2 separate regions of the Homo sapiens genome follow, and region 1 is linked to region 2. Evidence: chromatin loops called from intact Hi-C (ENCODE). Cell type or tissue: Panc1. All regions are shown on one strand. Each heading gives the region's core, and the rest is flanking DNA. Links, peaks and the distances in the headings are about the cores only.

Region 1 (12,848 bases), core at 4,924-7,423, 68 kb after region 2:
GTATATCATACATCCTACAATTTTTGTTTTAGAAAACTATTTTATAAAAAATAATGTAATATTAAAAATCAGCCCAAATAGTGTTACAATAATCATAATTCAAATTAGTGGAAGGTAGTTTAATAAAGAGTAATGACATAATAGTGATCCTATGAATGTTAATTCCCTAAGAGTAAAATTGTTATGATGTACAGAATCTCTACCCTTATAACATACAGTCCATGTTACAAAAAAAATCAATAAACTCCTTCAAGACATTTAGGACAGATATTTATTTAGGTCTATTTAGACCTAACATATAATACATATCTAGCCACTGAATCATAGCAAAAATCTTTCTTGAGAGCAGTTGTATAAAAATGAAAGAATTTTGATGAAACATTTTCCCATCAGAGAATGCAAAGCAATTAAAACTATTAATATTAACCATAAACAAAATTAAAAGACATGTGACAAACTTAAGCAATATTTGTAACATAAAATTAAAATAGTTATTATATACATTGATCTTATTTGTTAATAATAAAAATATTAACAAATCAGTTAAAAAATTGGGAAGGCCCATTTTGGTGGCTCATACTTGCAATCCCAGCACTTTGGGAGGACAAGCGGGGGAAGATTACTTGAAGCCAGGAGTTTGAGACTATCCTGGGCAAGAAAGCCAGACCCTGTCTGTATAAAAAATAAAAAATAAAAAAATTAACCAGTCATGGTGGTGCACACCTGTAGTCCTAGCTACCCAGGAGGCTGAGGCAGGAGGATTGCTTGAGCCTAGGTATGAAGGCTCCAGTGAGCTATGACTGTACCACTGAACTTTAGCCTGGGCAACAGAGCAAGATCCTGTCTCAAAAAAAAAAAAGGAAGGAAGGAAGGAAAGACTGGCAAGAGATATGAATGATCTGTAACAGAATATGGATAATAAACACAGGAAAAAATGTTCAACCTCACCAATATTCATGGAAATGCAAATAAAAAGAAATAACGAACCACTGCATATTTAGAAGAACAATAATATCCAGTGTTGCTAAAAATTAAATGCTAGCTGGAAATAAAAACTTATGTTTTCTTAGAAGATATTTTGGCCAAAACAAAGACACAAGTGTTTATTATCTTTTGACTTAGCTATCCTACTTTTAAGAATTTAAACTAAAGAAAAATTCAGAGACGTGGGGAAGCATTTACAAATATGATATCTCACATTATTTTCATTTGCTTACATTCATTTTTATGTGATAAATGGGAAAAAATCTAAACATACAATTTAACAATATTTAAATTATGTTACATCCATGTAATAGAATATTATACAATTAAAAATAATTTTTGAAGAATGTTCAGTGACATGAGAGTATAATTATGATATATTAATAAAGCAATATGTAAATATTACATATACCATGTAATCTCAATATATTATTTTTTAAGTATGTAGAGAGAAGTGTACCAAAGTGTTAAATAGTTATCTCTAAGTTTGGGATAATGGAAAGTTATTTTCATTTTTATACAGTTCTGTACTTCCTCAATTTTCTATAATAAATTTGTAGTATTATTAAGAAGAGAACTTTTTTAGAGAGAAAATCTTGACAAATCAAGAGAAAAGAGTAAAAAATATATATATTTGTTAAATGTTTTTCATAAAACACTTAAACCACTTACCTGTGGTATACAGTCAGTGTATGCAAACATTGATTTAAAGCGGTCATCCATGCTTATGTGGTAAAGAACACACATTGCTATTTGTTTGTAGTTGTCATTGCCTAGGAATAAAACATCATGGTGATGATGCTATAAATATATATTTTTTATATAGCACACTCATGTTAATGTACTACAACTTAAACTACTGAATAAAATCTTTATATAAACTTAATCTGAAAAATATTTTGAGCTATCTATTTCAAATCCAAAATTTAGAGCAAGCATATTCATGTTATATGTGAAACATCACTAATTTCCAAGAAAGAATGTCTATTTCCCAAGGTATAGTTTTGAAAAAGAAAATTAACCATAGGAATTAATTATTTTCATGAGTCCAATATAAAAACAATTGGGTCATTAGCCTCCCCATCTTTACTGTTTTATCAAAATATGTGATTAATACATTCATTGACAGTGGTGATGTTTAGATATAGTAAATAAAAAAGCATCTTTCTACAAATCAGAAACTGAAAATATCATCCAAATGATGAAAGAAGTAAAGTAGTAGTTATAACAAAAAAATAAAATATATGACTATAAAATGCTATAGGCTATAACACAGCCGAAATATAGTATGAAGAATGTCTCAGAACTTCTAAGGTAAGATTATTCTGGTTTTATATGCTTTGAAACTGAAAAAAAGTGAATACATATCAAGATTTGAAAAACAAAATGGGACTTTAATATATTATTTAATCCTACCTGCTTTCAGACAGAACATATTTTAAGGACCTACTTACAATCTCAAAGTCAGTGATAAAACTAGAGCCAGAAAAGTTGCCTAACTAAAAATTTTATCCAAAAAACAATATCCTTTTTGAAAATTCTAGGCCATGAGAAATTCTGAAGATATTCCCAAGGTAGTTAGAAATTCTTTAGAGGAAATAAACTGGTATTTTCTTTTCTGTCCTTTTTTTTTTTTTTTTTCAGAGACAGAGTCTCACTCTGTCGCCCAGGCCAGAGTGCAGTGGCACAATCTTGGCTCACTGCAACCTCCACCTCCCAGGTTCAAGGGATTCTCCTGCCTCAACCTCCTGAGTAGCTGGGATTCAGGCGCCCACTACCACACCTGGCTAATTTTTTATTTTTATTTTTAGTAGAGACAGGGTTTCACCATATTGGCCAGGCTGGTCTCGAACTCTTGACCTCATGATCTGCCCACCTTGGCCTCCCTAAGTGCTGGGATTACAGGCGTGAGCCACCGCGCCTGGCCCTAAACTGGTATTTTCACAAGGCCTAGTGTAGAACATGGAAGTTGTTCAGTAAGTATCTGCTGATTGATTCTGTTTTTAATATTTAAATATAAAAGCTGAAGAAATAAACTCATTTAATCAAAGATAGAAATTACTAGTTCTAAAAGGGGTTCAGAATTAGAGACAAAGATTTGAGACAGAAGTATTCAGTTTCCCAGGGTCTAGCAAGCTTCAGGCAGGTGATTTGCTTGTACCCAGAAGGTGAGGCTTGCAGTGAGCCCAGATTGTGCCACTGAACGCCAGCCTGGCCAACATGGAAACCCTGTCTCTACTAAAAATATAAAAATTAGCTGGATGTGGTGGTGTGCACCTGTAATCCCAGGTACTAGGAAGGTTGAGGCAGGAGAATTGCTTGTACCCAGGAGGTGGAGGTTGCAGTGAGCCCAGATCATGCCACTGCACGCCAGCCTGGGCAACAGAGCAAGACTGTCTCAAAAAAAAAGTAAGCAAAAAATACAGTGATCTTCTATCTCTCAAATTTACTTTGAACTTCCTTACCATTTGATATATTTATCTAACATATAACCTCCATGAAAGCAAGGACTTTATTCACTGCATTATCCCCAGATGCAAGAATAGTACCTAGCACAGAGTAGGTATTTAATAATTGTTGATTGGTTAATAATAATTTATTAAACATTTACTATATATCAAGAGCCATGCTAAACAGACTGTATGGCATTGAATCTCAAAACAATCTGTCAAATAGGTCTTATCATCCCTATGTTTCAGATGAGAAATCTACAGTTTAGAGAAAAATAAATACTTGCCACACAGCCTTGTCAGTGGTTGAGTGGGGATTTAACCACAGGTCTCTCTGATTCCCAAATCTTTACCAGGTTATGTTACAATACTACTCTCAAACATTTTTCTTCCTCATTTGATGCCTTTGGTATTCAACATTTTTATATCACAAGGTAAAACTGTTTTCTAAGTAAGACATTATCAGGTATAAAAGACTGATAAACACTGATATATGAGGGAATTAAACATGTTTTAAAAATATACTGCTTTTTAAATCCAGGTTTTAGATTTTGCATCTTGCAAAACTGTTTGGCTAATTCTATTTCCTACTGCTTACAATAGCAGTAAGAACAACTCCTTGGGATAAGATAAAAACAATATATGTTTTTCAGATGAATGGACACTAGTAAGCATTTTCACCTTAAATAAAATCTATAAATTCACTAATTCAACTATTTGGAATACAACATATACAGGAAATACATTTTATTTATATGAAATAATATTTATTTATTTCATCTATTTTTAATTTTTCCCTATGGTATTATTTATAGAAAAATTAAATTTATAGAAAATTTACAGAATAGAGAGTCAAATCATTTAAGGTAAATTTCACATTTCTTCTATTGTTTGAAGAGCTTTACTACAAAATTTATAAAGAAGAGAGAAGCTGAATTAGAGTCAGAGATAGGCTCTAAGGATAATGATTATTGACTAAGGTTAAAATAAAGCTAAGATAAAGTAATGTGGGAGAAAATAATATTTAAAGTTTTTGTTTAGGGGTAAGAATTTTATTTGGCGGGCAGTAGGTAAAAATTGTGAAATCGCTCCAAGTAAGAGAAAAGTGCAGACAAATAAATGTTCTTAACCCCAACAATTTTGTCCTTGAGTTTGGAGCAATCTAAATATGTAAGATTTATCAATTTTAATGTTAGATTTTAACAGACCACATTTTTATACTGTTGAAGGCACCAATTTATACTTATTCTAGTATAAAGCACATTTGCCATAGCAAAACTTAACGTTTGAACAGGTTCTCGTGATACGTAGGTTAAACATGAAAAATTCCAACTTTATTCCCCAAGAAGGTAGGAATCCCTTAGTCTTGGTCTGACTGTATTTTACATTATTTTTTTTCCCCCGGAAATTGAGATATTTGAAAATCTTTTCAAACAGAGTTTTAAAGCAAACTCATATTCTGAAGGAAAGTTTCTCTTTCCCTGTGATTCTAGTTATTTTCTATCTGTCATTCAGCTGTGGATAAGTCCTAGTCTTACTTAATTTTTAAAAAATATTTGAAGATATTTTCTCTAGTAATGGATTCACTGAAAAGTAGGATTCCAAGTAATACAACTTATTAAATGGTAAAAGAAACAAAGAGAAATCAATAACCAATATAAAAGATTCTTCAACAACAAAGTAAATAATCAAACATTAAAATTCAATGTGAGGCTAGGAATGAAACAGGAAGCTATTCTATACTCTAGGAGAATCTGTCTGCTGCTCATGTCAATGAAAAAATTCTAAAAAGCAATGTCCTGAGGTGGCACATCATTCAGGTAAGGTGAGAGGAAGGAAAGACTCACCTTTAAAACATAGGTACTACATTAAAAGAACAAGAAATTCCTGAACATTGGGAGAAGCTAAAAAAATTAAAATAAATAAAAGAATAACAAGGGAAATTCTCTAATTAATTTTATATACATGTATGTATACATATAGCTTGTGTGTGTGTGTGTAGCTTCCAAAGGCAAACTCAGGATAAAGGGTATCTGTTAGAACAGAAAGTACAGAGAAGAGTCCAAAAATTATAATAATTTCTACTGGCAGATGAATAATATAGATAAGAAGCAGTTCTCAGATATAACAATTTATATTAATTTTATATAGTGAAACTAAACGTCTAATTTCCAAAAGTAGGATGATTCATTTTGCAGCCAGTCCTAATTCTGCTCTTATGTACTTTCTCATTTTCCTTTTCTCTTCACACTTATGGTCAAAGGTGAAAGTTCCTTGCAGTTCTCCCACACCTTCCTGCTTTAACAGAGGATCTGTGATCCTCTATTAAAAAAACTCTGAATACGTTTCCAATTTCCTATAATATTCATCTAAAATGATCATCATATCCAAAAGTTTGCTAAAAACTAAAGGACTGAAGTTAAGAGAAGCTCTAGGGACACAAGGCTATGGACAACTAATCTTTCTTATACCACAATTCTCTGAGAGAAGGTTAAAGAGAATGGGTTAAACAAACAATGGTATTGTTCCTATTGCATGTTCAACATAGTTTTTCTCATTTAGACCTTACAGTAATTAAAGGGGTAGGTATTATCTTTGATTCAGAGATGAGGCAATGACATTCACTAAGGCTATGACCCTTTCAAAAGGAAACACAGATGTGAATCTGGGATTCAAACCTAGGTCTGACTATAAAGCTCATGCATGTACTTTTAACCAAGCCTTCCAGGAGGCAGCAGAGGGAGTGAAATCAATAATGCCAAATAAATGTAAGTTATCATCATCATTCCTTAGGGCGAAGTACAGGAAGGAGATGCATCTAGAGGGACTCTGTACGATCTGCTGGACCTGGGACTCATGGGGAAAAGGGTGAGAAGATTGGCAGTGGTGAAGAGAAGACATGAAATGGAGAAATGCAATCAGATATTTCTCAGAGGACCTGTGCCCAGATATAGCAGGTTCCAATGGATGAAAGAATTTCCTGATGGGGCAAACTGCATTATCCCCCAAGCAGTTTTGAGGACTAGACCTACAGCAGCCTAAGTTCTGAAACTCATTCTCACTAAATTGGACAATAACTGCATCGATCTGTGATTTTATGAGAAAAACAAGGTGCTAGAAGCTTAAAACATAGGTAGACTGATAAAAGCAATACTCTAACATTGGCTGACAGCTCAGGCTCTGGAGGCAGAATGCTCGGGTTCAATCTGTGGCTCTTCCACTCATTAGCTATACAGTCTTGTGAATGTTATTTAAATTCTGTGTTTCAGTTTCATCATCTGTAAAAATGGGATAATAACTGTACCTACCTGAAAAGGTTGTTGTGTGAGGATGAGATGAGAGAATCCTGGTAAAGCAATTAGCACTAAGTTTGACATACAATAAATCAATTCAATAAATATCATTTCTTATTATTATGTTGACAATAACATTTTTTCTGTTTTACTAATACAACAGTACTATCATGTGTTCCTAATATATATGATGCTTTGTGTTTTTTATCCTCAAGACTTGAACTGTAGTTAGAAGTAAAGTAAGTTGGAGAGGCAGCCGAGATTTCTGAGATAAGCTAGACACAGTTCAGAGGTATACTCTGAGCCTATGGCCGAGCCACTTACCTTTCTACCTAGTCATTTTCCTATAAAGCTCTGCTGTTTGGCCGGACACAGAGGTTCATGCCTGTAATCTTAGCACTTTGGGAGGCTGAGGCATGTGGATTACCTGAGGTCAGGAGTTCAAGACCAGCCTGGCCACCATGATGAAACCCTGTCTCTACTAAAACATAAAAATTTGCCAGGCATGATGGCAGGTGCCTATAATCCCAGCTACTCAGGAAGCTGAGATGTGAGAATCACTTGAATCTGGGAGATGGTGGTTGCAGTGAGCCGAGATCGTACCACTCCACTCCAGCCTGGGCAGCTGAGTGAGACGTCTCAAAAAAAAAAAAAAAAGAAAAAAAAAAGGATAAAAAAAAAAAAACTCTGCTGTTCATAAAATTTAGGCTTAGGAGAATCATCTTATACCTGAGGCTCTACTCAGTGACCCATATGTAATAAGAACCCATCATCATTCTCTCACTCTCATAGAGTTATAAATCCCTTAATGGAAAAAAAAAAAAACTTTAGTAAAGAAAATGATCCCCTCTCAATACCCCCCTCCACACACATTCAGAAATCTCTTATCCTTTCAGGTTTCCTTCTTTTAACAGAACTTACTTTCACTCTTAAAGTGGGGAACAGTCATGGAGATGATGGGCTATCAAGCAGACGAAAGAACAGACAGAAGTCTGAGGACACTGAAGAGAAACCTCACAATTAGCTACCCTGTTTCATTTACCTTTAAACAGCATGTCCCAGGCAAATAAAACCTATATGACAGAGGTGTTTTCCCCATGTTTTAGCTGAACACAACTGAACAAAAGAAATCGGACTACAACTAGTGCTTCACCAGATATATATATATATATATACACACACACACACACACACACACACACACACACACACCACACACACTTTTTTTTTTTCTTGAGGAAACAGTGTGAAAGGAGGTGATGACAGAGCTAAGGGACTATAATATTCTAACCCAAGTTGCTAATGTGTCTTCTGGATTTTATGTGAGTAAAGTTTCCCCTAGAATTTAAACAACTGATTTACAAATAACTATAAATTTAATTCCCCCCCTTTTTGTAATTAGGGAATGAAAAAGATATAAACTGGCATTTGGCCTTTTATTCAGAAAAATACGTAAATATTTTATAAACGGTCTTGTTACCCACATATTATCTTGATGATTCTAGTTCTATCCTACAGTTACAAATCACATATTTTCTTTCTCTTCTAAATAATTTCAATATATGAAGACTACAGTATATAAACCATATGTATCTTATTCACTGAATCATAAATGATTACATAAATAATCAATACTTAATAAAAATGCAGCCTATAACTTCACGGCATCTAGCAGATATCTGGAACCTACAACAAAAAGACAAGGCATTTTAGAACAAAATTGAGTACGTGGAGGGGGAAGATGTCTGGCAATAACCTGAATTCATCTATTCAAACACAGGTCTGCAAAGAAAGTAAAGACTCTTTGGCAGCCAACATTTAATATTACGACTTAAAGGCTAATTTGCAGATCACATAGCAATAAACAGCTATTAGAGAGATTAAATGGTCTAAGTAAAATAAAGAGCTTATCTTTTATTGTAAACTAATAGTCTTCTTCATTCACTGAAAGAAAGAACATCTGAGTTCTTACAAAATAAAGCTCAAGAAAAAAAATCTTATATACCCTAAGTGAATTCCTACAAGAAATGAGGATTGGAGGGTATGATTTTCTCGTAAGAATTCATGACTAGAAGCCATAAACTGTAGCTAACCGGCTATGATTCCTCTACATCCTACAAATGGTAGACATTTCAAAAAGGCTCCTTTAAGACATAAAGACATCAATTATTCCCTAACGGCATCCCAAGTAAAAACAGGCTGCCAACAGTCAGCATGCTGGCACAGCACCAAAGACTGTGAATTTTAAGCAAGGGCAGTGAAAAGACTGAGTATCTTGAGAACTAGGTTCTTAATGACTGGAGGTGGATTAGTTAAATCTGTTCAAGTAATAAGGGCAGGGTAGAAAAAAAATGGCCTAGTCATTATGATTCCTTTGGTATTTATGGTAATAAACATGAATCATGATGAACTCACTGGCTATTAAACGCAGAGGTCATAAGTACTTCGATAGGATTTCCACAGGAATTCACCGTTAATTAGCTGGATCATTATTTGAAAGTGTTACTGAATTATCTTAGCATTTGTGCAGCCATTCCCCTCAAATTGGTCATTCCCAGCTGAGGGCAGTTAATGCCTTAACAAACTGGTCATTAACTCCAGTAACTGATTTTGTGGGAATTATTGCACTTATAAAGTACATTCAAGAGTTTATAAGAAACATTGCATCTTTTTTTCTTTTTAAAGAAATTTACAGCTGTAGTTCAGCTGGAGCAGCTGAAGGAGAAAAAACTATCAGCTCTCTGGGCTGCTCTCACAATCGATTTTCTGCCAATTAAAGGGCAAAACACATGCTGATGGGTTTTGAATTTTAAAATGTCTTCAGTTTTTTCATCTGTGAAGTGATCAGTAAAAACACCATTCAATTACTAATTTTGTAAGACACTTGGGATTTTTCATTCACAGTTCAGTCAAGCAGAAATACGAGTTCTGAACATGAGAACTCAAAAGCCAAATTTCCGCTTCTGCAGTAGATCCAGCCCAACACTGTGAAAACAAAGTGAGAACACAAGTTATGGGCCACATTATTAGCCAGATTCTCATTCCCTTCTATACTCTATGTCTTCTTCTTTCAAAGTGGAACACTCCCTTTGATGTCACAGAGGCTCCATGAAAAGATAATAGAAGTGGGAATATAAGCACACCTATATTAGGATAGAATAGCATTAAGGTGATATATTACCCCTGGAAAGTCTATATGAATACAACGTGCTTCAAAATTTGCAGGTGTCTTTACATTTATTACGGAGTGAGAGCCCCTAAAGTTCTATCAATACAGTGAAAATGCCACAGGTGAAAACCACCACTTAAAAGATAATTGCAACAATTATTGAACATGTTAACTACACACTGACATAGACTAAAAACACATTGAAGCTATATCAGAACATCTTTGATACATGTTTCCATATAATTTTATGCTTAACTTATTAGAGCATATACTGCAGATATATACTCAATATAAACAGATAGCCTTAGTTTAAACTTGAATTTGCACAGACCAATGTTTAAGACTGTAACTACATTGGATGATCTCTTTTATAATATATTTGTCTATAGTCGAGATTTGAGATGAACAGATAAAAACCAACAGTTGTTAACCAACAGTTAAGGGGAAAAAATAACATAATTTATAGGTTACAAAGATCAGTATGAAAACATTAAGTACAACAATAGTTTCTGAGGTACAGTGGTTCACGGATAAGTAATTTTTTATGTCCAATTATTTAATTTTAAAAGTATGAGAAACTAACATTGCAGATCTACCAGTAAGCTAAACATTGTTTTTAGAGATAGTCACTAAATGAGTACTCTTATATAGAACATTTTTGATAGATTTTCATTTGTTTTAGTATGTACAACTGTACATTTTGCCACACAGCTTATTTTTCATCATATCTTCAATTATTTTATTATGTCTTCTGTAGAATTTTTATTACATCCATAGAATACAAGTTATTTGCAATAAGATCTAAAGAATACACATACTTGTGGTACAAATGATAAGGATCAAAATAAAGCCCTTAACAATGACTGCTTTCTAGCCTGTATGTCCAAATCATTGACTTAATATGCTTTGGCCAAATTTTACCATCTAGAAATGGAGACACCCTAGGCAATATTCACACACACACAGTATTGGAACCAGCTGGTGACAGAAGAATCTTAAGAAAAAAGGCTTCTTGATTTAATTGGGAAAACAGGAGGAAGCATAAATTTTACTGCCATTAATAACTTCAAGCAATCTTGATATGAGTCTACCTCACCCTGACGGCGAGACATGTGCTTTCTGTTAAACTGTTTGCCACTTCTGACCCCTATTGTTTGCTCACTTGATCAGGTAAGAAAATGTAGGTTTATTTATAGGATAAATGAGGCCTATTAAAATTGAGAAACAGTGTAGTAGTCTATGAGGAGTTGTGTTCTGAAACAGATGTGTGAAATTCCATAACAGTTCGGTAATAAACAGAACAACCAAACCAATTTATTTTTTAAAAAATCTACTTTAAGTTTCTTAAAGAAACTATCATAAAGGCAACCTAGTTTCAAAAAAATGGAAAACACTTCATTTTGCTTGGAAATCATTATTCTGACCATTTCCAAACAGTTTTTAATAAGTCAGAAAAGGCAAAATGTTGCTTTCTTCACAAAATAAAGTTTCATTTTTTCATTCTTTATGATGCTGTTGGTAAATTAAAAGTTAGATCATATTAATATAAAGTAAATAAGTGAATTTAAAATTGTGGAAAAATTTCAAAGGTGTTCAGAAGTTAACTTTGTCAATTTTCTTTTAAAGACATATGACAGAATGGTCAAAGGAAATAACCCTTAGTTTTTATATGATCAAAGTTTAGAGTTCAACAGTATCTGCTCTGGTGATCTCCAAAAATAAGGGAAATCAGACTTGTCTAAACCGGAAGAAATCAAACATTTGTCACTTAACTCTTGACCTGGTCTGACTCCTTACATGCTGATGAAACTGTTCTACAGCTCTGTAAAATGCCCCAAACCCATATTACCTAAATGTAATCTAGACAAAAATGAATCAGGTGCCATTCTTACTCTCAAAATCAATTTTGGGTCTACTCACAGAATAGAGAAACATTTATATCAATATGGAACACCTTAGAAACTCTAATTTGTCTTCCAATGAAGACAATATGGTCTAACATTACTGACTAAAAATTAGACCTTTTGAAATTATTCACATAAAATTGTGAAACAGGCCTGATGTGCTATTGAATTTAGGAGTCCCAATTTTCCTGTCATAACCAATAACATTAGTTTCTGCACAAGCCAGCCATGCAAACTGGCACAGATTTAAAACTCTTAAAGTTAGAAGAATCAAAATTTACACAGGTAGAACTCAGAATCAAAATTTAAATGATGGCTCAAACCTTCATACTAGTAGCTTTCAGTGCCATACGTTTATCACTGACCAGGGTGGCTCTGCTGATTAAAAGATAACTTTAAGAAATATGTCAGAGCTATTAACTTTTTTAGTTAATTTGCATAGGTTTATAAATTATATATGAAAATGCTTAACACAAGTACACCAGATGAATATTCACTTATTCTAAGTATAGAAAAGCTTAGCAACATCTATTGGTAACACTACTAATTCCTCAGTTTTTAAGGATGAGAAACATTCTCATCTCTGCTTATAAATGAGCTAAGGAGGTATCCCAAGGCAGGGTAATTCTGTGATACTGGGTTCTAATTATATGGACTTCTGAATACGTTTAAAGAACAGTTTACTAACCTAGGATTAAGACTGCCATTTCATCTATTTGAACAGTGGTTCTCAAACTATCTGTGGTGGTGAGCCAGGTTTTTTCATTTCTTCCCCTAACATTTTTATTAAAGTACAATAAAAATGAAATTAAACAAAAGATATATAAAATAGAAGATGCAAATTTTTATTATTACATTCAGCAGACAAAATCTTATTCAGTCAAACTGCTATATGTGTCTAAGTGCTTACTTTCAATTTTTGGACTTACTCATTATAGACCAGTAACAACCAATAACAAATAGACCAAGTATTGCTCTGTGGACCATACTTTGAGTATCACTGTATTAGAAGATTCCTGCCCTGAATTCACTGATACATGAGAAAGCT
Region 2 (12,848 bases), core at 3,501-6,000:
GTATGGTCTTTAGGTTACTATGGTAAAGATCTATTTATGTAGTCAGCAGTTCACCCAGAGACATCTGTGTGTATTACAGTGTAGAGGATATCATTTAATTTTTCGAATTTCTATATACAAATATCGTTTTGGAAAAAAGGAATAAAATTTGAAACCAAACTCTAAAATGATCTTTTCTGGAATTCTCCATTATGTATCACAGATGAACTTGCTGTTTAAAGCAAAAAATATTTAAAACATTTATGATCAGTTTGGAGAGTACTTTGACATAGGTCCTAGGTCCTTTTGTATTATGAAAAATCAACTATATCTACATACATTTTTAATTAAATTCACTGTGAAACATAACAGTTTGTTTCTTTAAACTCTCATTTGCTTCTTTCTAATATAGTGGGGGAAATCAGGCTTTCTAGGATGCTAAAACCTGGAGACATTCTTTTGGAATATGTAGACACTTTACTTTTTTCCTTGGGAAAAGGATACAGCCTTGCTAATGCTGAGTTTAGTTCAAAACCCGGAGAGTTTTCCTTTAAACAGAAGCAGATAGATTCTTCATGTAAGTTCTTGAAAGAGATAGAAACTATGAATATAAAAAGGCAACGTTGCAGGAAAAATTGTGCTTTCCTGATCTGGAAAGACTTGACTTCAATAGTGTGTATCACAGGAATTTGTATGCCCTCACTAGGGGCCCTGAGAAGCAAGGAAAAGTAAGCTGTGACATGCCACATCTGCTCTTGCCTTGTGTGGCCATTTTGCTTCAGATAATAGTTTGAATATGTGGCTATTTATAAGTATACTGGAATTCAATCCAATCTTGTAGGGTGCATGTCTCTGTATGTACATAGTTTCTTCTTGCTACTCCTAACCCACATAAAATGTGGTGTATCCCTCTAGACTAGTATATGCAACTATTATAGTACTTTTTCTTTATAGGATTACTTATTTAGTGCCATTTCACCTTTTTCCTTCGTATTCAGATAACATATTTTGGACCTTTGAATCACCAAAATAGTGTCTCTTCCTGAAAATACATAATTCTGGTCCAAAGAAAATGGTTATTGTTTATTGTGAAAAGATAACTAGGAATGATAAGGCCAAAAAGTCAATCTGCCATTAAGTTTTATCTCCCAAGAACAATTATTTCTGGGTACCTAGAAAGAAAAATGACAAATTCTTTAAAAGAGAAAAATTATATTTAAAACCCAACAACAAATAGAAAACCATATCTAGAGTGTGTTTTTTTAAATAAACAAATTTAGAAATCTAATTAGCATTCAGCAAGCAGAAGACTGAATTTTTGCTAATATTTGCAAGACTTCAAACACATTTGTAATAGCAATCATTAGAATTCTAAACTTGATATGATTCAGAGCAGGAACAAAGAAATCTGGAAATGACAAGTGATGCTTCACATGCAGCACATTACAAGGGAATGGCAGCCAGTAAAGAATCTCAGGCACTCACAGGCTCTTATTAAATTTCTGGGCCAGAGTTGACATTCCTGTAGAAAGAGAAGAAAACCACCTACCTCTGGCTGTTTGTGAGGCTTAATTAGTGCGTATTTGTAAAGCACTTTGAAATCCTTGGATGAAAAGTGCTGCATAAGTGAAAAGTATCATTATTTTATTAAAACGAGATAAAAGCAACACAAGCCTTTTTCTTCTTTTAAATTCCTAGGTCAGCAATATCAATGTAGAGCAAGTAATGAATTTATTAATAAATGGCTACAAAAAGAATAAATGCAGGCCAAATTATTTTTTCAAAGGCTCATGGAAGTCTTTGACTTGGGAACATTTTAAGAAATAATATTGGCTACACTTTTATTCACAACATCCTTGACAGGGTCTATCCAGCTCTCTTCTGAACACCTCCAGAAGGAAGTGCTCACTACTTTGTCAAGGCAGTTCATTCCATTTATGGATATGTAAAACTGTTGGAAAGTTCTTTATTACACAGCTCTAAAATCCAGTTCAACTAGTCTTAGAATTACCCTCTGAAACCACACAAGGAGTCCAATTCTTCTTTGATATGACTGCTTCACAACCCTTGTTTATTCAAGCCTCATTACATGGTCTCTAATCTTTACCATCTCAGTTGCTCTCTAAAACCACTTCCATTTTCTAGTGTTTGTCTTCAAATGAAGAAGCTAAAATTAACGTGATACTTATGATGTGATCTGAAACCAGTACAGAATAAAAGATCCTATATCTGACTTTACACTATTGTAGGCTAAAACTGTATTAATCTTAAACAAAAATTTTAAGAAGACATTATCACAAAGTTGCCTAATATTGACTGCTTATAATTGACTGTGTATATATGTGTATATATATATAACATTGAGTTATATATAGTTATATAATATTGAGTTATAGTTACATGTAACATTAAGTTTTTTCTGTATATATGTACAGTTGTGTGTGTACACACACACACACACACACACATTCAAAATTTTACTTATAACTACCATGCTAAATTTCATCTTTTTAGTCTGAGTCTGTCTTTAGGAATTCTATTCTTCCCAAGACAAAATCATTTATGACTACATATTTATAAATAGGCAGCAGTGATTTTTCTTAACAAACCAGTCTTTGTGATCCATCAGGTAATATTGAAGGCTGGAATTCTTTTGGAATTGTCAAGTGAAAGAATTTAACATGAGCTGTTATAGGAAGAAACTTTCCAGGATATTATAAAACTGTATGAAATTACTTCTTCATAATTTTTTGGAATAGTTCATTCTTTTTATCAATTTCTCTAATATATTGATTATAGAATCAAAATCAGTATGTTTATCTTTCTAAGTAGATTGTTAATTGATCATCAGGGTAATTTCAGCTTAAGTATGATTTGTCATGGGAAATTTAGGTCTATTGTAATAGTGACTCTATATACCATTTGCCCATCCATCCACCTATCCAAATAGTAGAAACATTTATTGAGTTCCTACAATGTGGTTAAGTATAGTTTTTGAAGCCAAGGAAAAAACATGGTGCTGGGAAGGCAATAACAAATACGACATAGTCCTTGACTATAAGGATTGGAGGCACCTAACATGGAAGAAATATTCTGATAATAACCTGATGTCATCCTACTGTAGCATATGTATAAATTGCTACAGAAGAAAAGAGGGGGGATAAATATTTAATATAAGAGTATATTAGAGACATGTACAAATTGCTACAGGACAATCTTGGCAGCTAGAAAGTCTTCATACAAAATACTTTGATTTTAATGCATCTGTTACCTCCTGACATATTTTGTTATTGTATTTCTTTCCCATTAGAAAATAAACACCATGGAGGGCAAGGAGTGTTTTGGCCATTGCTATATCCCTAGGCTCTAGTATTGTATCTGACATGGAGTGGGCATTCAAAAATTACATGAATTCATGAATGAATTAGTCTTAAAAGTCAAGTAAGATCTCACAGGCAAAGAGAGACAGAATTCCTGATGGTGGAGCAGCCTGAGCAACAGAGAGGAGTGGCTGACGAAGAGCAAATGGTTTGTTATGGTTAAAGTTTTAGATTTATGATATAAGCAAATGGCAGGAGATAAGGCTAGAAAGGGAGGTTAGGACTAGATATTGAAGCTTTTCATAAACCTGCTAAGAACTGGTGGCTACTGGAGAGTTGTCAATGGTTGCTAAGAAAGAGAATGACCAAATTCTATGTTTTAGGAAGATAATTGTAGTAGGAAAGGGGGTTGAGAGGCAAAATCATGAACACTGAAGAACCTATTACAGCTGTCCAAATGTGAAGTAATGAGAACCTACAGAGGGGTACTGGCAGAAATAACAATGATCAAATATGCTACAATTCACAACAATGTTATCTTTTCTCTTTTTTTTTTCTTTGAGATGGAGTCTTGCTCTGTTGCCCAGGCTGGAGTGCAGTGGCGTGATCTTGGCTCACTGCAACCTCTGCCACCCAGGTTCAAGCAATTCTCCTGCCTCAGCCTCCAAATTAGCTGGGATTACAGGTGTGTGCCACCACACCCAGCTAATTTTTGTATATTTAGTAGAGACTGGGTTTCAGCATCTTGGCCAGGCTGGTCTTGAACTCCTGACCTCATGATCCACCCATTTTGGCCTCCCAAAGTGCTGGGATTACAGGCGTGAGCCACTGTGCCCGGACCATCTTTTCTCTTTTAAAATAGTTTTTTTAGGCCAGATGCTGTTGCTTATGCCTAAAATCCCAGCACTTTGGGAGGCTGAGGTAGGCGGGTTGCCTGAGCCCAGGAGTTCAAGACATGGCAAAACCTCATTTCTACAAAAATACAGAAAATTATGCAGGCATGGTGGTGCACACCCATGGTCCCAGCTACTCATGGGTTTGAAGCAGGAGGATCACTTGAGCCCAGGAGGTTGAGGCTGCAGTGAGCCATGACCGCCACTGCACTCCAGCCTGGGCAACAGAGTGAGTGAGACCCTGTCTCCAAAAAAAAAAAAAAAAAAAAAATTAAAGTTATACCTTTACGAGTTGGGGACTGAGACTAAAGGAGAAGAATTTGAAAACTGGCTGGAAATTTTAAAGGTTATATTTCATTGGAATGGAGCAAATTTTGCCCCCTTAGTATGGGGATATGCTTCATCAAATAACTGAGATGCTGTGGTATTCCATGGAGATGAAATCAGATTGTAGAAGAAGCTTGCCCCTATCTTCTACAGGGCTGAACTGTTCTTGGAAAAGAGAATATTTTCTCCTTGAAATTCTTACAATAAGAAGAGATGTGCAGGTTGAACGAAATAACGAGTATAAAACAATACCTAACACTAGTAAAATGATGTACTACTACATCGAGATCTAAATGTTTGTCATTTATAGACCAACCACTAGATGGAGAGCTTGTCTTACCACTGAGTATCAGGTACTTCTACAAAATTTCAAAGCAAGGATTATTAAATTTAAACTTCTCAGCACATTTAACATTCATAGAATGTGGCATCCATTGCTGTCGCAGATAATTAATGTCCAGTTTTATGATTATGAAATAATTTACAGCTAAATAGAAATACCTATCAGTTACATGCAAAAAAAGTTTTGTGAATGTTGGGTGCCTAAGAAAATAGATCATAAGAAAAGAGGTTATAAGAAAAGATGCTAATTGTCTTGAACACTGAAAAATGTAACATGCATGCATGTTAAAGTGCTATTACTATAACATAGCTTCTAAAATTTTTCATTGAACCAATATTAATGGCATCTTGTTTCTATAAATCTATATGTAATAAATATATATTTTAAGTTGCTCAAAGGTATTACTCATTTCTTTGGACTTGAACTTTTGTATTGTTGAGAAAATAAAATCCAAGAGCATGGTTAAGCAGTCTTCTAATGAGTTTCACCAGCATATATCAAGTTTAGTTGTCATTTCCCATTTAGTTTTATTCTTAATCTTTTATATGCATAATTATAAATTTTCCTTTTATTACAATAAAACTAAATGGCTACAGCATCTTAAAGAATCTTATTCTTAATGAATTCAAACTAGTATTTTTTTTCAAAAATCAAGGGCAAATTATATGAGTAGTGGGAGGCTGTATTTAAAATACTCATCTGGAGTTTATTAAAAACATTTTTTGAAGGACATCTGTCAGTTCTAAGGGTGAAAAACAGCACCTTGGGGAAAAATCCTTTCAATTTAGTTACTACACTGAGATACTTCAGATAAAAACTAATTTGTACTAATGATGAAGGGAACGTGTGTAAAATAGTTGCACTGATTTATTCTAAATGGTAAAGAAATTCCATTTCATTGACTCTCCTCTAATTTCATTCAAGTTATACTTTTCTTATACATCTCAATCTGTTGATTAACCTGCCTCCAGAGTAATATTTTAGTGATTATATTTTAATGTGGAGATGTTATACTTGGTACTTTTTGATACTATATCATTGCATTAAGTTTTCTATTCCTTTTTATTAATTTACTTTTTTATTACATTTTATATAGTCTAATTGAGATTCTTCTATTAACTCTAATTCTTGGGCATCCTAACACTCTTGCTGTTAGAGCGCTTGTCGTGTACTGTCATGTACTTTACAAAGCTTTAAAACAAGGCTTATCAAATTTAAACTCCATGGCATATTGAACATTGATAAAATGGGATTTCCATTACATTCTGATGATTCTCTTTCATGATGGTCCTTTTTATGTTTTCATTGAGATGGCTGTCCTAAAACAATCTAAATGGCAATTTCTTGACTAAGGTTCCCTGAATTAAGTATACGGTGTAAATTCTGAACCCACTCATGTGCATGAAACAAGCTTGTGACTTCTCTTTCACATGGGTGACTATCTTCCCCTACCTAGGGTCTTTGAGCACAGACAGGTTTTGGCCACTTCTCTGGGCTGGTGAATTAACATCATTTAGTCCTCTTTTCAACTGATGAGAAAAAATTGAAATTCCAGGCTTTATTTAGAGAATTCAGTTCCATCTTCCTTTACCAAATAACTCGTACCTAGTTCAATATTCCGGTTGGTGTTTTTTTGTCATTGGGGTATTCCCTATCTTTCTTATGAACTTAGTCATATAAATTTCTGTTACATTTTTGTCCACCATTTACATATTATCTGCATAGGAGTGGTCCCTTCCAAATTAGCTCAGTCTATCATCTTGCTGGAAGTCCTTTTCATTTTATTATTACTTCTTTTTTTTTTTTTTTTTTTTTTGAGGTGGAGTTTCACTCTTCTTGCCCAGGCTAGAGCGCAATGGTGCAATCCTGGCTCACTGCAACCTCCACCTCCTGGGTTCAAGTGACTCTCCTGCCTTAGCCTCCCAAGTAGCTGGGATTACAGGCCCGTGCCACAATGCCTGGCTAATTTTTGTATTTTTAGTAGAGATGGGGTTTTGCCACGTTGTCCAGGCTAGTCTCGAACTCCTGAACTCAGGTGATCCGCCTGCCTCAGCCTCCCAAAATGCTGAGATTACAGGCGTAAGCCACCGTGTCTGACCCATTTTATTATTATTTATCTGCATATTCAAGGAAAAAAATATAAATTTTAGATTCCTCTGGCTCATAATAGGCTTTCTTGAAGAGAAAAATGACGTGCAAGAAATAACTGGAGCCATTAAAATATATTTTATTTTTCCTTATTTGTAGTTATTAACAGAAAAAATGCTCTAATAGGTACCTAATGGAAGTTGTCAGATGTGATTATCAAGTTGAAATGAATATTTACTCAAACCTATAAAGGTCTTTGGCTTTTTCTGGCAATATTTTAATGAAGGTATGCCATCTAGTCATCTTTAACTTACATTTCTTCCATTAAGCACAAGGACTTCTTGAAATTGGCAGTTCTATACTATCAAGCAATGCTTCATTTCATACCACCAAATGTTAAGGGAACTTGCTGAGCGGCTTAAATAACCCCTAGGTCAATAAACTGAGTCATTAGCACGTCCTTTAAATAATTGTTTGTCTGTTACTGGTTCAACATTTATATAATCTGTCATAATACCTTGGTTTTTTAAGGTACAAAAATTACTGCTATAGGTTTAAACTAGAGAATATCATGTAAGTAGCAATGTTTTTTCAGCGACAGTTTAACTATACTGTCTGGTACTGAGTGAGTTAAAGCCTGAACACCACAACTAATTACTATGTAATGCTAACCTTAGTTGCTGGTTCATTTTGAGACTCTTTAAAATATGAACTGTGTATTTTACCCCTATGCACTCTCTTAATGATTTGTTTTTTTAGACTGAAATCACTTCCAGCCATCAGTTATACTTTTGGTCTCTACATATGCACTTCTCCAAGCACAAATATTTCTTTTTCCTATTGGTCTGCCAGCCCTGTCAGAGCAAATTTCACTTTAAACTAAATGCTATGATACTTAAAACCTCTTGGATTACTCAGGCTGCTAGTGTGATCTGTAACCTTCCAAGAATGACAGCTAAACTTTCCAATTTGCTTATACTGTTTGGGGAACTAGAAAGCACATGCCAAAAGGAAAATGTTTCTGATGTTGAACAGAGAGGAAAGTTCTTGTTGGAGGTGGGGGCAAGAGACTATTAAGTACTGAAAAATACTAATAAGAAATGAAAATAAACTAAACATGCTGTAAAGTCTAAGACCTTAAACATAATTCAAAAGTTAATACTAGTACTAAAAACTCTGGCTAAACTGGTTAAAATATGAAAAATAACCTTTAGTTACTGTAGTTTAAGTGCCAACCAGAATCTTAAAGTGATAATGCACTATTGAAATGAACAAATTCAAAAAATGGAATATAAAATTATCACAAGTGCTACACAAAATGGGCTATATCAACTCCCCATCTTTCTTTATAAAACAGACAAGTCTGACATATGAACAAAAATCAAAGAGTTAATACAGCCATCTAACATGCATGCTACCCCCACGGACATAATACTAGTCTCTCTTATATGAATAAAAAACACTACTGACATAACACCAGACTTTTTTTTTTTTTTAATTAATGTTAAGTTTTTTTTTTTGTTAAAACTCATGTCTCCAAAGTCCTTAAACAAATCATTCAGTTTGGGAACATTTTGGAATAGTTTAGAAACTTTTCACTTTAAGGAAGCAGACAAATGTTTGTCTTAAAAAAATCCTGAAAATCTTATCAAATGTAAGATGCTTAATATAAAATCTCCTATTTATTTCATAATCTACTTATTCATTTGTGTCAATATTTTTTAGTCTAAAATAATAGTCAAATTACATTTGGATGATAAAAATCGAGCAATGACTGATAAAGATGTTTCTGGAAAGCTAAATCAAACTAACCTTTTTGCAAAATTGAGGGCAAACATATAGATAATAGAAATTATATTTAAACACATTAAAAGTGCATCTTTTTAAACAGCTAAGCATGATAACTTAAAAAATTTGATTCTAAACTTATAAATGCAAATATATACACACACATAAAGGCATTTCCTTGCTTTGTATGGATATTTCAAAAGATTTATAGTGGGCAGTATTATTTGATGTTTTGCAGCCATTAGTTCAGTAATTTCAGTAATAAATACAGGTCAGAAAAATATTTCACAGTTATTTAATGTCCTCTAGAACATTTAGGATCTCAGAATACTGTATAATATACCAGAAATGTATTAGAAGAACAGGAATTAAAGTAAATCTCTACTATTATAAGCTTTCTTGGTCCTTAAGACTATATTTAACTGTTACATTATGGGTTTCTTTTTTAAAAAAGGTAAATTCATTTTCTGCTCAGGTATAAGACTATAGATTATAAGATTACATGTCTTTTGATGATGAAGCATGGTATTTCTATATCATCTTCAAAGAATAGGGCTAAGCATCCTTTGGTCACACTTTGCATTGACATAAACAAATTCAGTGTAGACTGGAATGTAGAAATATATGACAATTGTTTATCTGACTTGTAAGAGTCATATTTTAAGTTAAAATTATTCTTAAATCAGCCTAAGGAAACACTATCTTTTTTCTTCTTTGTCACTCATGTACATCAGCATTTCCCCTCTTAATTTAAGGACTAGCAATTAAGTTTATGAAATTCACCCAAACTAACTTAAGTACAAACTATGAACTTATCAATAACTCCTAAATTTTCTTAAAGTTAGTAGGGTGCAATTACTTCAAAACTAGAATATCTGAATGGGATTTGTGTCTCTACTGATGTAACTTTTTTCAGTCTATATCTGTAACTAACTTTGACATGACTTCTTTCTTTGTAAAATAAGAATAATGGCTATATCTTTTAATATCTCTATGCCTTGAGATTATTGTATTTCCAAGAAAAGTACCCGCATATAGTATGTATTTGGTGGTGTTATTGTTATGACATATGAAAATGATGAATACTTCCCTAGAAATGCTTAGGAAATTCTGGCTTCTGCCTAATGATCTAGACAGTTAAGGGATACTCTATCATACTTGGCATGCTTCATACACATGCTTTCTGTTTTGCCTTTATAGGGCTCCTACATAATTCATAGAGATTTATGCCTCCACATAAACATACTAATTGTTGTTGCACTAAAATAATGCCGTGGCCAATCGTTCTTTCCTTTTACCGTAGTGAGACTGAACTGTTTGTATAAATAAGGTTATTCAATCAAAACCCTTTAGATTTTATGTCATGATTGATGAAAATAACAACACCTTTAGGGATGAAACTTACTGACAGATTCTAGTTACATGCTTTTTCATCTTATTTGATACTCAGTGAGTTTATTTTCAAAGTAGTAAATCAAGGGTAAGGTTTTTAGTTATCTCATGCAAATCATCACTTCCCACATTGTACGCATTCCTATACTCAGGTTTACTGCCAGTGTTGGCTTCTCTTAGAAAAGTGCACACAGGTCATGAAAACGTTTAGGGTGGAGTATTTTCATTCTGCGATGTGTGTTGTCTTTGGGTTTGTGCCAACCTGACAATCTGGCACTTATAAGCAAAGCTGGGCAACTATGAGAATTCTTTAAGGAGATGGAATGCACCATACATTTTTGAGATTATCTGGGTTTTAGACAGTATTCTGAATGAACATATAGGTATATCTATATTTGTTATTTCAAGTATGCAGGAACAGGGACAAATTGATTCAATTTAAAATAACTATGGTATCTACTTGCTGATGGCAAACAGTATCTCCCTTCCCCAGAGTTTGTTGGGGGATAAGGTAACATGCAACTGCATAAAATTGTAATAGTTTCTTTTTCCCCATAGTGTATAAAAAGAATGAGGTAAATTATAATAGCCTAATATATATGAAGGCTTTGAAAACATTTTTAAAAATACTTTAAAAAATATTTGAATGCTTTTTAAAAATACTTTTTTGAGATTTTTTACAACTCTTAAAATGCTTTTTAAAAATACTTATTAATGCATTTTACAATGTTTTATAAAAATATTTTTTGACTTTTAAGAGCTCTTGCATATTTATCACCTCAAAAAATATCTCAGCATGAAGTTTGGGCACCTATATCAATATAGCTTTATAGGTTTTTTTGTATAAATTTGAAAAGATGTAAATTTTAAGCTACAGTTGCATTTTAAAAATTTACTTGCCTAACTATGTTCATAGAAGCCTCCTCCCATCCTTTCATATTTGAGGGGCTCTAAATTAGCCACTTGATACTGTCTACACAAATCTGGATTCCTTTTTAAGATCGCTTTGCCTTTTAGTTTCTGACAGCCCAGTAGGAAGGTGCTGTTTTTGGCTGGAAAACCCTGAAAAAGCAGGGTGTATCAACTTTAGATATAGTTTCTTCTAAAGCTAAACAAAGAAAACAGGCTTAATATATATAAGATACATTGTATTTCATAAAATATAATGTTGACTTATGTTCATAAAAAGAGAACATATTCAGGAAATTATGTTCCTGTTTAAGTGTATTCAAAAGACTATTTAAAATCTTTAGCTTATTCAAAGGGTGCAAGACAGCATTTGTTAATTCTGCCTTTCTACTCTAAAATGAGACCATAGAAATATGTAGCTTTTACTTAAGAATCAAGATAAATACACACAGATTTTACATATACCCATAATTAACTTTAATATTAGAAAAATGATTAGAAAATTACTAATAATTACGTTTAAATACAAAACAAAGCAGTATTTGAAAATAAATTATATGACAGAGTCCCATACTTGTCTCTTTGGAGCAGGTCTGAGTTCTATCTAATTCATGGAGGAACTGAGCAGTTAGATTACCAACTAATTTGGGCTAATATTGGAAGATTGTGTGTTAGCCTAAAATTCCTACAGGTAAATTCTATAAGATTATAGCTCATAATTAATCCTTTAACTCCAGACATCGCCTCCATTTTCAAATGACCACTTTTTAAAAATTAGAAAACCTGATGCATTTTAACAAATCCTTTATAATTTAAAACTCTTCCAATGAAAAGTGTTAAAAATTCATCAATAGCTATGATGTCAGTGTTAAAAGAAGTTCAAAGCCTAAAATGTTTTGTCTCTTGTTCCCTTGGAACATTTTACATTTCTATGTAAAATGAAAAGTCAGTTTTAACTCAGTAAAACTTTCACCCATGAGATGGGAGTCATAGAAAATCAACATTTATATAAAGCTCCTTGATAAAATGGTTCTCCCCAAACCTGTAATTATTCAAATTACATTTTTTAGGACTCTGATGTGTTTCTAAAGAGGCAATATCTCTATTACAAAGACACAAAAAGCTGCTGTTTCGACTAATCCTTCCAAACTACTTATTGTTTTAAAGAAGTAATTAAACACTAGTGAATTGTCAGACCATCAAAGTACGATGTTTTATGAAATAGCATATATAATTTAAAAAGTTGTATTTCAAAAATAATGTGGTTCTTTGTCAAATATTGTACTGCTTAGCTTAGAGTGCTATAAAATCTGAACCTACTTACTTTTTTTCTAAGAAAATTCACATTCTCTAAATTTTGTGTGTGTGTATAAGAAGATACTAAAGGTCTGTGTTTTTGTACTAGAAGTAAGTCAATGAATGACACACTCCACATAGCATGCTCTTTACAAAAAATGAGGGGGAGTATTATTTAAGATAATGTGGCATTCTTTTCTAAATATCATTAATTCTGTTTCCTCTTAAAATTAAGGAGAATTCAGAAATGTTTAAGATGTTTATTCTGCTGGAAATATTTCCAATAGACAAATATTATTTATTCTATTTACACTAGAATAAACATCTTAAACATCTGAGTTCTCCTTAATTTTTAGAGGAATATATATTATATATATATATATTACTCAACATATTGGAGTAACATAAAAGTGGGCAGAAACAGGTAAAAGACCATTGATGTCCAGATACTGACAATGTAGTATTACTTTTATAAGCCTGATAATACTATTACCCTTAAATATTTTCAAAACA

What was found. Hi-C counts contacts between places; a loop is a spot of excess contacts. Peaks named below come from ENCODE experiments on the same cell type or tissue, not always from the same donor. Only the 100,000 strongest peaks of a DNase experiment are listed, where the experiment ranks them.
Region 1: a loop joins it to region 2, with 2.3 times the contacts of the local background. A loop is called at or near these places in 3 of 110 quality-filtered maps.

What each region holds. Positions count from the first base shown.
Region 1 is chr1:169,990,499-170,003,346 of GRCh38, forward strand. KIFAP3 (kinesin associated protein 3) reads right to left here. Exons shown (of 20, transcript NM_014970.4): 11 at 1,657-1,757. Among named protein-coding and RNA genes, the nearest start is that of KIFAP3, 78 kb to the right of the region's middle. RefSeq lists an enhancer at 12,714-12,848. In Panc1, for the core only: a CTCF peak has its summit at 6,170; no DNase peak of the experiment used is centred there; H3K27ac peaks cover 2,098 bases.
Region 2 is chr1:169,924,259-169,937,106 of GRCh38, forward strand. All of the region lies in intron 19 of KIFAP3 (kinesin associated protein 3), which reads right to left. Among named protein-coding and RNA genes, the nearest start is that of SCYL3, 37 kb to the left of the region's middle. In Panc1, for the core only: CTCF peaks have their summits at 4,840 (motif pointing right) and 5,076; a DNase peak (open chromatin) is centred at 4,833; H3K27ac peaks cover 1,081 bases.